Linked DNA regions of Mus musculus: region 1 is linked to region 2. The links are chromatin loops, found by intact Hi-C in ENCODE. Cell type or tissue: left cerebral cortex. All regions are shown on one strand. Each heading gives the region's core, and the rest is flanking DNA. Links, peaks and the distances in the headings are about the cores only.

The links. Peaks named below come from ENCODE experiments on the same cell type or tissue, not always from the same donor. Only the 100,000 strongest peaks of a DNase experiment are listed, where the experiment ranks them.
Region 1: a loop joins it to region 2, with 4 times the contacts of the local background. A loop is called at or near these places in 3 of 42 quality-filtered maps.

The regions. Positions count from the first base shown.
Region 1 is chrX:103,740,357-103,748,684 of GRCm38, forward strand. All of the region lies in intron 1 of Slc16a2 (solute carrier family 16 (monocarboxylic acid transporters), member 2), which reads right to left. Among named protein-coding and RNA genes, the nearest start is that of Gm53059, 50 kb to the left of the region's middle. In left cerebral cortex, for the core only: a CTCF peak has its summit at 4,416; DNase peaks (open chromatin) are centred at 1,458, 4,445 and 5,451; H3K27ac peaks cover 1,445 bases.
Region 2 is chrX:103,814,660-103,822,987 of GRCm38, forward strand. Slc16a2 (solute carrier family 16 (monocarboxylic acid transporters), member 2) reads right to left here and starts at 7,329. Exons shown (of 6, transcript NM_009197.2): 1 at 6,696-7,329. The coding sequence starts at 7,143. In left cerebral cortex, for the core only: a CTCF peak has its summit at 4,782; DNase peaks (open chromatin) are centred at 4,876, 5,712, 6,153, 6,912 and 2 more places; H3K4me3 peaks cover 3,398 bases; H3K27ac peaks cover 1,407 bases.

The DNA.
Region 1 (8,328 bases), core at 182-8,181, 74 kb before region 2:
TGAGTAATGGCACAGGCAGTTGAAAGGAATCAGTTCTTGAGGTTTTCAATGAAAGATTCGGTAAAACATGGCTTACTGGAAGCCATGTGTCACAGGGCTTAATGAAAACAGAGCCTGCAAGACAAGCTTTCTGTAATACACTTGGGTAAAGGGCCCACGGAGGGGCAAAACAGATGCTGGGCCTGAGCACTTGTATTTTAATTGCTAAGACCAAGGGCACCTAAATCAAAGATACAGGTTTGAGGAAGAAAAAATTCTGGGCCTAAGTATCAAACCATTCATTGAACTTCTGCCATGTATCCAGGCTCCTAACTCCATATTTCATATCACTAAAGGTGGTGAGGTGGTGGTGGTAGTGGTGGTGGTGGCATTGAGGTCACAAGCAACTTCTAGGTTGGGAGTACAGTTGTTAGTGAGGCAGTTGACTACCATATAGAAAGCCCTAGAGTGTACCCAGCAGCACAGAGAGAAGAGGAGGGGAGGGGAGGAAAAAGAAGGGAAGGGAAATGAAGGGAAGGGAAGAGAAGAGAGGATGGGAGGGGAGGGTATAGGAGGGAGAGGAGAGAAGAGAGGAAGAAAAAAGGAGGGAGAGGAGGAGGATCGAAGATATTTTACTTCTGCTTTAAAAAAGCCACAGAAGCCTCGAGAGTAATCTTAGAGGGCAAAACCTGCTCCTTGAAAAAGTGCAGACCCAAAGATGGGAATAGTCTTGTCCCCAAGACCCAGAAGCAGCCCAGTTCCTGTAGCAGTCTTTGAAGACCACTCACATCTTTGGCTTCTCTTGTCTGAATTGAATAGGGAACACTGACTGCTCCCCAAGGTTAATTTCCTGACAGTTCAGAACTGACGTGACAAGCGACAGACACATCCTGGATGGGGTCCACAGCACGGTGTTGTCTCAGTGGCCTGAGACAGGCTCTGCCGGGTTCTCACTGCCTGGTGCCTTCCTTCAGCCTGGGAGGAGCTGAGTTTGCATGCTTTTCACTAGCTGGGCAGCAAGTTCCAAGAAGACCCACCAAGGGCCTCTTGCTCACTGTGCACTTCCCAGCAACACAGTCCCTGATGAATAAATGAAGCTGCCAGAGTCAGGCTACAGTTCCAGCTTTGGCATCTGGTATTAGTATCTGATATGTTTATGACCTGTTTCTTGCTCTCCCTCCCTCCCCTGCCGTGTGTGTGTGTGTGTGTGTGTGTGTGTGTGTGTGTGTGTGTGTGTGCGTGCGTGCGCGCGCATTCTCTCTCTCTCTCTCTCTCTCTCTCTCTCTCTCTCTCTTTCTCGGCTCCTGAGGTGGGTTTCAAATGTTGTGGATTTTGAGACAGCTTCTCACATATCCTAGGCTGCCACAAACTTGTTATGTGTTTGAGGATGACCTTGAATTCTACCCCCCTGCCTTCCCCCTCCCAGGCGAATGGCAAGTGGCCAGCCTGTCCCATGATGACTCACCAACATGCTTCCTGGAGGCTGTTGTCTCCTCAAGCATGGGCTCAAGAGCAGGGAGTCTTCGAGCTGGGGAAATGTCTGTTTCCAGTGCAGGCATTTTGGGGACAATCGGTATCCTTATCAAGACACAGGACTTGGTCAGAGGAAACAAAGCTCAGAGACAGTTAGGGAGCAAGCAGGAAGAGCCTCCCTGACAGAAGGTGATTAAAACCTAGGCACGGTTTATGCACCAGGGAGTGTGTATGGCTCTCCAGCTGAGATTGTAGAAACCTCAAAGCTCATGGGGCCCTAGAGAGTTGCTGGCCTCTTCGCTGTAAAAATAAGGAAACAGACCCTGGGAGGGGAAGCGATCCATGCAGGGACTGAAAGAAGAATACTGTCTGAGCAGAGACCAGGACCTGTTGCTTGGCCTCTTCAGCTACAACAGGTCCCTGTTCTCCAAGATGAGGGAGCCTCTCACCTCCAGGACAGAGCCCTGAATCTACAGTGTCTTCCCAAATGGGGAATGACTTGCTGTAGCTCTCAGAGGAAGCCAGAGGCATTTTTCCAAGATACCGACGTCTAGTAGCTGTTGCATGGAGTCTCCTGGCCTTTTCTGAGTGTCTGATGGTTGATCTTGCATAAAGACTAGGATTTCTCCTCAAATACTGGCTTATACTTGCAGTTCATCTCTCGCCCAAGGAAGACCTTCACTCAGGCAAACAGGCAGATGGTTTACCACGTGGGAAACACCTTCCTAATGTCTCTGGTAGCTCACTGAAGAGGGGACACAGTCACTCAGGAATCAGGTTCCCAAAGTCATCACATTCCGGGGAGCTACTCAAGGACAAACGCCTGGGAGGAGAGAGGTGAGAGGAAAAGGAACTATGCTGGCCTATGACATCTGCTAGGGAAGACCCAGAGAGGCCTAGGGGTGATTGGGGTGGAGGCCCTCTTTGTCCTCTTTCCAAGGGCTTCCTTTAAGGCTGACATAAGTTAATCCAACTCTAGGGTTCTGTCACCTCTTCACCTCACTGCTCTGACTCTCAGCGCCATCTTGGAACTGAGGACCCTGCATGGCCTTAAGTAGCATAAGGCAGAGCTCCCGCAGGTCTCCGGAGGAGCCTGAGGACCAGCGGTTCCTGTCACTCAGTCAACTCTGGAGAACACACTTATGGAAGAGTGTGTGCACTGTGGAATTTTTCCATGGGTGACTACCCTGTGCTGGAACCCTATCAGAGAGCATGAGGAAGGCACTTCTTTCTCTTTTTCTTCACCCATCTCTCTGCCTCTCTTTTTGGAGGGTCTCTCTTCTGTATAGCCATGGCTCTTCTAGAGACTCCCCTTTTAGAACATGTTGGCTTTGATCTCACAGAAGTCTACCTGCCTCTGCCTCCCAAGTGGTGGAATCAAAGGTGTTTGCCACCAAGCCTACCTGTGCAACCTTTTCTTGGTGTTGCTTGGGCAAGGATGTAGAATCTTCTAGTGTTGCCCACTGAAAAAAGCACACTAGTACATTTCACGACACCAATGAGCCATCAGGCATTTGACACTCAGGATCGGATGATGTGTTAGGATAGCACTCATCCTAGGTCTTATCATGACAGCAAGGCTGAGTGACAAGAGTTCTTGTCCTTCTGGATTGCATCCTGAAATTCCTAGGGATCCAGTGCTGAGATGAATGTCTGGGAGCTGACCATCTCTAAGGCTGGGCGATGTGTACAGGAACCCTTACATTTTTGTGATTAGGTTTGCTGTTTTCTGTGACAGCCGGTTTTACTGTGGGATACAGAAAGTTGTCAAGGAAGGTGTGTACCCAAGTGTGGTTACCTGGCCTCCTTGGGAAGGCATTTGGTGTGGTGAATAACCCCCACAGAGGTGACAGGAACCCTCTGTGTGTCACTCCCTGTGCACTAGCAGCACTGTGGGTGTGCAGGCAGCAGCTTGTGCCTGGAGACGGCTAGCATGCCCCTTCTCTTCAGCCCCCTCATTCTGGCGGCAGCCATGCTACCCCTCAGTCTGTGGAGGCAGGTTTGTGTGCTGGGCAGTGGACGAGAGAGGCCAAAGCCTGTTCCTTGGGAGGAATGGAGGGAGAGGAGGAAGAAACTCGCTCAGAGGCAGGCATGAGCCTCTGAGTTGAACCTGGGGGAAGAGATGGCTGAGTCTCCTGATGTAAGTTCCTGCGCCTTCTTTTCTGTAGTTACTATCAGGGCCCTTTCCACTCCTCAGGGAGCCATCAGCTGCTGTTTCTGTCAAGATGTGGGACCTCTGGGAAAATATCCATTATCATGACAGAGTCAAATTCTGGAAAGGCCTTTCCTGGTGCTCCTGAACTCTTAACTATTTCAAAGATTCTGGGAAAGTTGGCCAAGTAGTAATTCTCCCTAGGTGATCCCCTGGGCTGTGACCATCTCATAAGGCAGGAGGCCCCTTCACGTGTGGGCAATCATTTCTTTTATTGTTTAAGAAAGAAAGCACAAATCCTCATGGGCTGTCTGCTGGCCTAGCAGTCTCAAGGAGGCTAACTATCTCAGGGATCCTATGTTGTGGCACTGACCCAGGCTTAGCTGTGTGAACCTAGGCTGCTCCAGAAAACCAGCTGGCCTATCTGTAGTAGTGATTTTTCTCCTGAAGTTCCTGTCTCAACTTTTTATTCTTGATGCTCTCACCTAGGGTTACAGGGTCAAGTCCCACCTGCAACGTCACAATGGAAGAACCACCACACAGTTACTGACTTCTGTCTCTCTCCGAGAAAGTTTTTCACAGCTAGGCCCAATCTGTTGTCATCATGATTTGCTTCTTACTGTCTTGGGCAATTTGATTCACAGGCCCTCCTGGTTGGCACTCTCATGGTGAGTGAGGTCATTCAGCCTTTTAAGATTCAGCAAGTGAGAGAGGAAGGATATAATGGCTTGAAAACAAAACCACCGGAGAAGGAGCAGTCGATAACTGAGCAAGAGCAGGGCCCAGACAGCCCCCTCTTTCTGCAGCATCCTTGTGGCTCCTGGTTGCTAGGAGCAGGCGCTTTTGTTGCTAAGCAACGGGAGCCTGGTGGATTAAAATCAATTTCCTGAGCTCACTGAAAGGGGGAGGGAGAGAAGATGGAATGCAGATGCCTTGGGGAAGATCTTTGCTGCCTAGAAGCCCTACTGAAAGATGAGGAAGGTGACTGTGCACCACCAGTACAGAGGCCTAGAAAGATGCTGGCAATTAAGGTGCAGATTAGAGCACTAATGAATGCTAGTGCTGCTCCTCTGGGAATTGGTAGTAAGTCCGCCACTCCCTCAGGTCTTTATGATCTGATTGGTCCATCATGGACTGGGCACAGATTTCCTTACAAAGAAGAAATTGGAGCTATTTAAGGTCTATGTGTTCTCAAGAGTCCTGGACTCTTGAGTCCAGGTGAATAGCAGCAACCATTGGCATATAATTCCCTGTCATTTGCTTAGATAATAACCCCAGTGAAAGGGGCTGGAGAGAAGGCTTGGTAGTTCAGAGCACTTGTTGCTCTTGCAGAGAACCTGGCTTTGGTTCCCAGTATCCGAGTCATGGATCTCAACCATTTTAGGGCATTCTGAACCCTCTTCTGATCTCTGCAGGTACCAGGCATGCACATGGCACAAGAACACACATTTAGGCAAAACACATAAAACAAACAAACAAACAAACAAAGCCCAATGAAACAAGCAAACAAAAACCCCAACCTTACAAAAAATCTCAGTGAGGACAGGATGTTCCTTTGTGACCCCTCCACATAGGCAACACTTTTTCTTCTGGCCCCTGTCATTGTCCCCGTGGCTACTTCCTGTGTGGTTTAAGAGAGTGATTCCAATCCATCTCTCTGTAGAGGTGTATAGCCCTCTCGTCTGTAAATTCCATACTCTATCTTAGTTATTTTTCTAGAGGGCAGACTGCAGTTAGAGAATATGAGGAGGTGTTCTCCAGTGTTGTATTTTAATTCCCCACTTCCTACTTTGTCTTTAGTCTTACAGGATGAGCCAGCAGTATAAACCCAAATGGCAGGATTCAGCATTCAATTACTACCTCTATTTCTAGGTTTTTCCTATTGTCCTCCTTAGGGGAGGACCGCTTGCCCTACGCTGGAGGTGTGGAACATAGAGAGAAAACATGTGTATGGATGAACTTCACAAATTTACAATTGGGGTTTCTGTTGCAGAATTAGACAGGTGAAAAGCTTGAGAAGCCTACAGAATCAAATCCATCTGCTGAAGTATACTCTAAAATTCAACTACTTGAGGAGCCTGGAAGTGTAGCTCAGTTAGTGGAGGGCTTTTCTAGCATGTACAAGGTCCTGGATTTGACTTCCTTACTTGATAAACTAAGCATGATGATGCATACTTGTAATTTCAGCACTGGAGAGGTAGAGGTAGGATGAGAAGAAATTTAAGGTCATCTTTATCTACATAGTGAGTTTGACCCTGTCTCAGAAAAAGGAATCACTGAAGATCTCTGGAAACTATTTCAATTGCCTACAGCAAGACTGTAGTAAATCTTTGTAAGAATTACAATAGTCTGTTGTGCCCTCATCTGCTCCCATCCATTAATACGCACTAGAGTAATTTTGAAAGAGGAACCTCAAGTGAGAAAATGCCCCTGCTGCATTGGCCTGTGGGCAAGTCTGTGATGCAATTTCTTGACTGATGATTGATGACTGACAAGGGAGGGTCCAGCTCACTGTGGGGGTGTTGTCCTAAGAAGTCAGGCTGAGCAAGCCAGTAAGCAGCATTCCTCCATCAGCTCCTGCCTCCAGGTTTCTGCCTTGAGTTCTTACTCTGACTTCCCTCAGTGATGGACTGTGATGTGAAACTGTAAGGTGAAACACACCCTTTCTTCCCCAATTTGCATTTTGTCATCATTGTAACCACAGCAATTGACACCCCAGCTATGATACATCCTTAATCCCCTGTTCAGTATCCATGGTGTTTTATTCTGGAGTTGGATGGGGTCAGTAAGCAACATGGTGTTTCTTCATCTTGTATCTCTTGCTACAGGGTGGCAGTTTGACCCAGAAGGGATAGACTGCTGGAATTTATCATCCCCATAAGCTTTTTCTCTCTGGGGATGGGACATGATGGGCTAGGAAGTTCTCTTTCCTCTAAGCTCATATTAGTAAGGGCAGGGCTCTCTACTGGGCAGACTGACAGGCCAGTAGGTAACATTGTGTTCAGATCATCTCTACTCCACATCATCCATAGGGAGAGGGTTCGATGCCAAGAGAGAAATGTGAAGGAAAATGGCGGCTTTCTATTCTTGTGCAGCAGTTTGCTCACAGAACAAGTGTCACTCGGCTTCCCCTGCTTTTGGATCTAATGTACGAGAGCAGAGGTTCTGTCCACAAGGAAATACCAGCTTTAAAACTAGACAATTCCTGAGTTGTGGATACAGCTTGGTGGTACAGCATTTGCCTAACATCTTCAAGGCTCTGGGACTGACCTCTAGTGCCATTGGTAAGGAAAACAAAACAAAACAAAACAAAACAAAACACCCCCAGAAAGCCTTAATGGTTATCTAAAAGAAAAATGGCGAAATTTACTGCTTAAGGGGTTTATCAGAACCAGCCCTCATTGTTGAATAATTAAGAGGACTGGGAGTACTATGACTCTAGCAGCAATTACAGAATGCTTAGACAAGATATGAGTTTAATAAAAAGAACCAGAGCAAAAGCTAAGAAAAATCTTCTTATGGTCTGAATAAGCCTCAGAGACAGTTGAAACCCTGCCCTTGTAATGGCCCTGACTTTAATTGGATGAGATTGTAGAATAATTTATACTCTAGGGCATTGTTAAAAATGCAATGGTGGAATTATGAAGCAATTAGTGCAGGCTAATAGTGTGAGATATCACTAGAGATAGATTATACAGGAGCTAAAAAGGAATCACAGGAAAAGAGGCAGAACTGTGCTAAGATCCCAGTAATGTTCGGTGGCAGAGGTGCATGCGTGGCTGAGACTGAGACCTCTGAAGGGCTAGGTGAAGGCTGTACAATGAAGGGAAGTGGACGTTTCTGTACTCTTGTAGTAAAGTCAATAATAATATCAGTAGTTGCAACAATATGATATTTGAAATATCCAGTTTTCAAAACATTTTTGAGACATGCAAAGAAACAGGAAACTGGCAGATAAACAGGAAAAAAGCAAGCAACAAGTCTCGAGGGGGCAGATTGTCAACACAGAAGACAAAGCAGCTGCTGTAAAGAAAGCTATGCCTAAAGAGCCACAGGGTGTATGATGACAAATAGACCACTAATAAAGAAAAATAGAGAAATAGACCACTACCAAATAGACCACTAATAAAGAAAAATAAAGAAATGCGAAGTATAAAAACAACCAATAAGAAATTTATACTAAATACTACAATAGCTGAAACAAAAAAGAGTGCATTTGAGGCAGCAGGAGAAAACTCAGCAAACCGTCAGCCAGGAAAGTGGGCAGAGCTCAGAGCAATGTGGGGCACTGTGAGCAGACATGTACATCCAATGGAATTCTGGAAAGAAGAGGGAGATGGAGAGGAGAAAATAAATAGTAAAGATGCCTCAAAATTTAAAGACAGACAGTAATCTACATAGCTAAAAAGTTGTATACATGAGAAGTTGAGTGGACACCGGAAGGGTCATGGTAGAAATACCACAAAGTGATGAGAGCCAATGGATAAATAAATAAATAAATAAATAACATCTGAGACAAAAAAGCAAAAGGAAATGATTCATCATGATTAAGAAGTAATAGAGGCTAAAGGTGGTGGGATGACCTATGCAAAGAAAACTGTCAGCACCTAATCTTATATATGGAATGTCCCTAGTAAGCAAATACATAGAGACACAACGTAGATTACCAGTCACTGTGGCCTGGGGAAGTAGATAGTGGTAAGCATTCTGTCGCATTACAAACA
Region 2 (8,328 bases), core at 30-8,029:
TAGAGCTGTGAAAGGAGACGGTATGGGAATGTCCAAACAGGATTCAGAACAGCTATTCTACTACAAAACTCTAGAGGTGGTTTCTGTACCACTGAGTCATCCTTCACTCAGAGTGAAAAATAAGAGAAGGGAGAAAAGAAAAAAGAGAGGCCTTGGTGTATATATATATATATATATATATATATATATATATATATATATACACACACACACACACACACACATATACACACACACACATGTGTGGCAAGGGACAGCCAATCGTATACTTTTCTCTTATCAACCCTACAAACATGAAAGTGGAGAACAGAGAAGGACAAGATTGCTATGATGAAGAGGTCACAGGCCACATTCTCCACCCACAAGTAGATGCCGAATTGTTTCATATAAGCAGGCAATGCACCCACCTTCAGAGTAGGTCCTTTTAATACCACTGAAGCCAGAGATGTCTGCAATGACCACAGCTCCCTTCTCAGCAACATTTAAATACTAGGTAGCATGCAGAATAGGGGGAAATGTGATATAGAGTGGAATTTGTGATAAATGTTTCCTAGTCTCATAACTAGAGAGTAGCAAATGGATCTGGACCAAGAAATATGACCCAGCAAGGCTGACCGTATTCTCCATCCTCTTCACCTAGCATGTTTTCTAGGCTGGATATTTTGTATCTCTGTCACATTAAATTTAACTCTGTAGGAAGATATGGTAAGACTTCTTTCCAATGTAATACACATGAATGACGGTATACATGTGCACATATATATGCGTGTTTTAAGAACAAGGCCTTGCTGCCACATGTGGTTGTGCATGCTTGTAATCTGAGTAGTCAGGAGGTAGAGGCAGGAGGATCACTGCAAGTTTGAGAACAGCTTGTTTTAAGTAGTGAGTTCTTGTCTCAAAAGATAATCAATCAAACATGTAAACAAAATGAGCCCTTTTCTCTAGGGTTTACACACTCAATCCCAAGTGAGAGTTCAAGTCAAGAAATCACACTCTGTCATGCACACAATCTAAAACAAAGAAACAAACAAATTCTTTTTAATACACAATGAAACAAACTCCATGGCATTTGGTTGTTGGGAGGAGCAGGGCACTCTCCTGAGAAACTGGACTTCTCAAAAGGTGGAGACAGTATCTCTTACATACATCTGCAAATGCTGATAGTCTAGCTGCTTGCCTATTTCACAAAATGTTGCCAAATGACACGAAAATAAAAGTCCTGTGTAAAAGGAAAGCACTCCATGCCTGGATCCTCATTAGGCACTCCCAGTCAAACGAAGAGCAAAGCCAAAGTTGACCAGGGATAACAGGCATGCATCTCAGCCTTCTCCAAGACTCTCCAAGAATACCCAAGCCAGCTACAGAGATAACCTGGCTGAAGCCCCCCACTTTGGAAGCTCTGTATCACATTCAGAAATCTTAGTTTCCACTTCTAGCCTGAAGTAACAAAAAACAAAGGTCACACTGACCATGCGTTTATGAGAAATGAGAGCAAGCTGTAGGAAATTAAATTTTATGAGAGGGGCCCGGGCCTGGAGAGTTGGCTCTGTGGTTAAAAGCACTTCTTGTTGTTTCAAAGGGCCCAAACTCTATTCACATCACCCACATGGAGGCTCATCACCTCCTAGGGCACCAGGCACACATGAGATGCACAGATGTACACTCAGGCAAAACACACATAAAGTAATAAAAGTAAACCTAGATATTTTAAAAGAGTGGGGTCCAAGCTGAGGCCCGAGGGAGGGACTTCAGTTTAATACTTTTGAGGGAAAGAGCACCATCCATACATACTAGCAGCACGCCAAGTTGAGAGTTCTTTTCTAAATCCAGTTCTCTGGAGAGTAGAACATTGTGGGGAAAATATGTGTAGGATCAGAGTTGTTTTTACATACTGAACAAAATGGAGCTGATCTTTTTAAAGGTGCCCGAAATTTAAAGCCCCATAGTGTTAAAAAATAAATAAATAAAACCAGATAAAGTAGAAAAATGGTGTCCACTGGGTTTTCTTCACTTTCCTAATATACTCCCAACTCACCTAACTGCCCCTTCAGGCAACTTAACAAAGTTTTCTTTGCATGTCAAAACTTATGCTAGGTGAGTAGTAAAGAACGAGCTATTGCCGGGCGTGGTGGCGCACACCTTTAATCCCAGCACTCGGGAGGCAGAGGTAGGAGGATTTCTGAGTTCGAGGCCAGCCTGGTCTACAGAGTGAGTTCCAGGACAGCCAGGGCTACACAGAGAAACCCTGTCTCAAAAAAGCAAAAAAACAAAACAAACAAACAAACAAACAAAAAAAAAAACCAAAAAACAATGAGCTATCACACAACTCTAGAAGGATATGAGGCTGGGGTTAAAATTTTCACATAGTTTTCTTTCTTGTTTTACAGATAGGTAATTGAGGTACAGAGCAAGTTGGGAATCACAGGTTTTGTAACTCCTAGCTGCTGTCATTGAGATAATCAGTTTGGGGGTTGTGTTCAGATTTGGCCTGAGGTCTCTTAGATTTAGAGTAAGTTTCACTCACCAATACCAGTAGGCAAGAGGAAGAGGAGTTGTTTATAATGAGCACTTGAAGGCACTGGACAGTGAGACAATGATCCAGGTGCACCCAGTTATCAGCTCCAACAAGCATTTTCTTGTTTGGTTTTCTAGTGCCCCAGCTTCTCATCTTCATTCTTTCTAGCATGAACCAGGGTCACAGATTGGGACCTACCCACTTTGGTTGGAGAAGATGCAGAGGAATGATTTGAAGGATGCCTAGCCATTGGCCCTGTGGCCTAAAGCACCAACATGATCTTGCTCTGCTGGACAGCAGGCAAAAGCCTTTGGTCAACGTTGGGATTGACAGATGTTTACTCAAAAGATACTTCAATCTCAAAGTTAACAATTTACTAGTAAACCCAATGAGATACTGAAGCAAGTAGCTAAAAACACTATGATGAGAAGAAAGACAGGTGGCTTGCTTCTGCCCTTAGTCACTTTTAAGCATAGTAGATTATTCTTGCATATGCAGAGAAAGTTGTTTGTTTGTTTGTTTGTTTTCTCCACCAGGGTAGATCACCAACCTAAGCCATCTTATACCAGTAGTGAACCTTCCTTACTATTGTCCACTTTTTTTAGTAGTGAGAGCCCTAGTCTTGCCTCCCTCAGGAATTTCCAAGGACTGTACATCTCAACTCCCCAATAAAAGGACCTCTCATCATGTATGGCTCAGTGGTAAACTGGAAATGAAGAAGCAAGGTAATGGGCTTACTCTGAAGCACTTTAAAACAGACTTTAGTTTGGATCCAGTGTTAACAACTCTGGCTAAATCTGCCTCATCTGCTCAACTTAAACCTCAACCTTACCTCTACTTAGGGTTTGAAGAGTGAGCTAGGGCTAGCAACCTATCCAGTCTTGCTCCTATTTCCCATTGTAAGGGTCATCTGTTGTCCCAAGAAACCATACTTGGTATTTATATCCCACAAAATGGTCTGGCTGCCTCCTGTCCTATCTGATGCCTTTTCTGGGCTGGAGAGATGCTTAATTTCCTGTGACTTCTACAAAAGTCTAAGCTTTCTTCTTTCCTGTTCTCCCCACCCCGCCCCTGCCTACCCCCAGCCTAGACCTCAGTTATTTGTTTCACTCTCAAAAACCCTTTGCCATCAGTCCTCCCAGACCTAGCTCCTAGGGAGACTTGGCTTCCCTTAAATGGGCTGAAGAAATGACACAAACTATATACCTGGAAACGTACCAGAACCTCAAAGCCACAGGATTCACAAAGATTGTATATTACCTGTTCTAGGACAGCCCAAACTCTACTTTCTCCCTATCTGTTCCTTGACCTGTGCCAGAGAGCCCTGTTTGGAATTGTCTTGTAGACATCGAAATTACCTTTCTCTGGGACTTTCACTACTTCAGAACCTTAGACCAAATAAGCTATTACATATACCTTCATGGCTAGACAGTGTTAGGTCTAACAACAACAATAACAACAACAACAACAACAACAACAACAACACTTGGGTTTCAGAGTTCCTCCAAATACAAATTAATAAATTGTCAGGAATGAATGCCATGTAAGACATCATATTAATAGAAATAAACAATGTACCAACTTCCTTAAGTGTCCTCCCAGACTCGTTATTGGGCAAATGCTGGCTCATAAAGACAGTAGCAAAATACTAAGTTTTTCCCTGTTTCATATTCCAGGGCTGTGACATAGGTGGCCACAAAACTCTGAATAGACTGAAGAAATTGAATGCAGGCAAAGATGTTTGGAAATATCAAGATCTAAATTGTGACTTGGGCAAAGCATGGTGGCACAAATGCTTATAATCCTAGCACTGGAGAATTTGAAGCAGGAGGACAATCACAAGCAGAAAGCTATTGTGGGCTACTCAGCAAGTTCTAGGTCACCCAAGGCTACATGGCAAGAGCCTGCCCGATAGTCAATAAACAGTACCTTCAGAAATCCGAGGGTCTCAAGAAAGGTAATTCTGAGGATGAAATGTTTCTGTAAAATATTTGCAAGAATGTAGTAGGGTGTTACTGGCTTCCAAAATAAAAACAGAGGCATTCTGCAAAGGCTCACTATCAAAAACAACGTCAGTGAAACCATGATATACCACAACAAGGACCCACGCCAAAGTATTCTCAGACCCTTGGGACATACCAAATTCCTTTCTGTCTCTTCCTGACCAATACTCTCCAGAGTTTAAGCCGGTAACTCCAGCCCCTCAGTGGACCTAGTCTGTGTTGGCATACACACTAGCTAGCCACACCTCTGCAAAGACCACAGCACTACCGCCCCCTCCAGCTGCACTGTGAGGTACTGACCGGAAAGTCCCTGCCAGCCCTCCCCCTGAGTCTCCTATGATCACCTACTTTGAAGTCTGCTCCCCAGCAGTGAACCTCTTCCTGGTAAAATAGTGGTTTTTCCAAGTTTTATTGCACGCTCCTAAGGCCCCAGCGCTAGGCCTGATCACATCACATAAATACAGGGGCCTAAATTCAGCTCAGCCTCGACTACTTCCCTTTAAATTTTCGCCTAAACTTTGCCACTGACCCTGAAGGCCACTGGCCTGCCTTAAACCACAAGGCAACTCTCAGCAGGTGCTCCCCCAACCCCCAAGTAACCAAGGCAACATCCTGAGGGCCTAGCCTGGCTGCTTTCCCAAGAGCCCCTAATCTGCATCAAAGCAGGAAAAAGGTGGTCCCAAGGAGTATAGAAGCAGCCTTCCACCCAGAAGTTGTCCCATGGGGTCCAGGGACCCCTCCACTACAGGACCGTGTAGTCTAGGTTGTTATGAAGTGCCATTTACAGCCGCTGAGTACACTCGAGATTTTCTCAAGTGGGCCCTGTATACTGCAGTGGTGCCAATGGGTCACAAGGACTGAGGCACAAGAGTCCCAAAGCCCCTTCTGCCAGACAGCCCAGCAAAGCTGCAAACAACACACCTCCTTGATTGAGGGAGGGCATGTCTAAAAGTAATCCACAGTGGGCATCCCAGAATTCAAGGTTTCGATTTCATTTGATCGTCCAAAAGGACCCTCTTTTGGTGGTTAGCAAGAGAGGACCCCCAGAACTCCAAGGGAACACTATGTTTTACACTTTTTTCCCAAGTAGGGAACTTGAGTAGATGGTGTGCACACTTCCAGCTATCCTAACAGCTCAGGGAGGGAGCCAGATTTTCATGAAAGGATATCTCAAGCTCCCGGCTAAGTCCAGAAACCTCTCAACAGAACAGCTGAGGGATTTCTGCAGAGCGAACAGCCTGAGTTTCCGGAGGTCACTGGAGGGTCTCCGTGCTAGGGAGTCTGCACACAACCACGTGCCTGTAAGGTGAGGGCTATGTCTCCAACCCTGCCAAGTCTTAGGGATGCCCGAGTCAGTCCCAAGCCAAAGCTGGAATGATGGGTCAACATTTTAACTTCAGGGAGAAAGAAGCCCCCATCCGATAACAGAGGTGTGGGGCCCTAGAAACCGCGCAGCTGAGGTGCGGACTGAGGTGCGGACTGAGTTGCAGGACCCATTCTGTATCCAGTCTTCCTGCCTCCTTTGAGGCTGGCTTCCAGTGCACATTGAGCCGCTTGCTCCCCGGGAACGGCAGGCGATCGAACGGCCTGACTGGGCCGTACCCACAGCAGGCAGAGACGCGCGCACCCCCCCTCCCCACTACACTCCTCCCTTTCTCTCCGGCGACACACACGCCTGCCATGTGTTGACTCTGAGCGAAGAGTCATCAGGATTCCTGAAAGTGGGTTTTGACAGAAAACCGCTCTGATCCCCAAAAGGAGCAGGGGCTGCTGCGGGGACCCGTTGTTCGGTGTTTATCTCTGAGCCCTTTCAACCTTCCTACTGTCCTGTCTACATGACTTCGCTTCCCGCTCCCGCCCCCAAATCCTCCAAATATTTTCCCCAGCACACACGGGCAAAGTACTTTAAACAATCTAAAAGGTGAGTCTGGATTTGTCCCAGGGCAAAAAGTTCATTGCTCGCCTGTAAGCAATGAATGCTCCAGTTTTCACCTCCCGGGACCACTTCAGCCTAGGTCTCCATTGCTCAGGCTGCCTATAGCCCTGCAACCCATGCCCTAGCAAGAAGGAGTGAGAAAGGCGATTCGAAAGGGCGCTTTAGACCAACAGGTATGGGGATGACGGTGGGGGCGGACGCCCTTGTCCACAATGCCAGGTGGGGCACGTGGGCCACTCACCTGCTTGGAACTCCACTTGGCGATTTTTCTCTTTTTCCTCCTCTAGTAGCATGGAGTAGAGGATACCAACAGAGTTATGGATGCCGAAGATGGAGCCGTTGCACCAGGTGGCTGCAAACACCACTATCCAGCCGAAGCCACCTTCGGGAGGCTGAAAGCCACGCGCGGTGCCTCGGGTTTCCACAGTGGGCGTGGGCTCGGGTTCTTGCACTGGCTCAGCCTCAAAGCCCAGCTCCGGCAGGGGTGCAGGATCGGGTAGGGGCTGGGGCTCGGGCTCAGGCTGAGGCTCGGGCGGGGGCACTGGCACCGGCTCGGGGTCAGGCTCCGGTTCGGGCTCCGGCTCTGGCTCCGGCTCGGGCACAGGACTACACACCGGCTCCTGATATTCCTGGTTTGCCTCCTGACAGGGCCCCTCAGCTTCCTCGCTCGCCGGGCTTGGCAGCGCCATCGCGGCTAGGGGACTGACTGTGGCTTGCCGGAGGAGCTGTTGTCTGGCTGGTACTTGTTTCTGCTGCTACTGCTCCTGCCGCTCCGAGCACTGCCGCCGCGGCTGCCTGAGACCCTGCCTCCTCCTCCTCCCAGCGCCCGAGCTGGCCAGCCTGTCCCGCGACAGACGGTCCCCTCAAGCCCTCTCCTTCTCCTCCCCCGTCCAACCCCCCTCCTCGTCTCCCCACGTCATCTCTCTCTCCTCCCCCTCCTCCTCCCTCCCACCTCTTCCTCAACAGGCAGCCGCTACAACCTCGCTCTTCTCCCCAGCCCTTCCTCCTCTTACTCGCCTACCTACTCTAGCCTTGCTGCCGCCCCAAACTCCCTTTTCAAATTACTGACTCCTATTCTTGTTCAGATGGCTTGGAAGACGAATTAAATTAGCAAACGGAGCAGAAACTACCCTTTTACCCTACCTTCTCCTCCCCGCAGGTCCCAGAACCCACAGATCAACCTCTAGCCTCGAAGGAAGACCCTGCCTGCTCCTTGAGTCCACTCCCTCTTGCTTTCAAGCAACTTGCAGCTAGATTGGTCCTGGGAACCCCAAGACTAGAGCTGGTCCGTGACAGACCCCACCCTGTTCTCGGGAGTCCCTGTGTTCCCACTTGGACTGGAGACCGGTGACCTAGAGAGTGCAGCCTGGGACAGAGGGTGGGCACAATCTTCTCAAGCCTGGAACTTAGACACCCACAGACCCACGCACCCCTCAGAGTCTCCCCCTACCCCCTACCCCCTACCCCCTACCCCCGCGCTTCCCGGCAAATCCCTGGCGGGACTGAGGGGAGGAGGCGCAGCGGGGCCCGCCCCTCCGGGCAGTCAATCAGGGCTTTGTTTGCGCCAACCTGGAGCCCAGAGGAGCCACAGAGGGCCGGGTCTAGACTTGGCCAGGGCAGACTCTGGGCCAGGGGCCGGGCCAGGAAAGGAGGGAGGCACGAAAGCACCAGAGGGTGCCCGGCCCATGCCCCGGCGGGACGCAGAACACAGTTCAGGTTATTCTTGCTTCTCTGTTCCAGAGAGCAAGAAATGGGGTCCATCCTTTCGTCTCAGCTCCAAACTCTGTCTCTGTAGCTCCTTCCATGGGTGCCTTGCTCCCAATTCCAAGAAGGGGCAAAGTATCCACACCTTGGTCTTCGTTCTTCATGTGTTT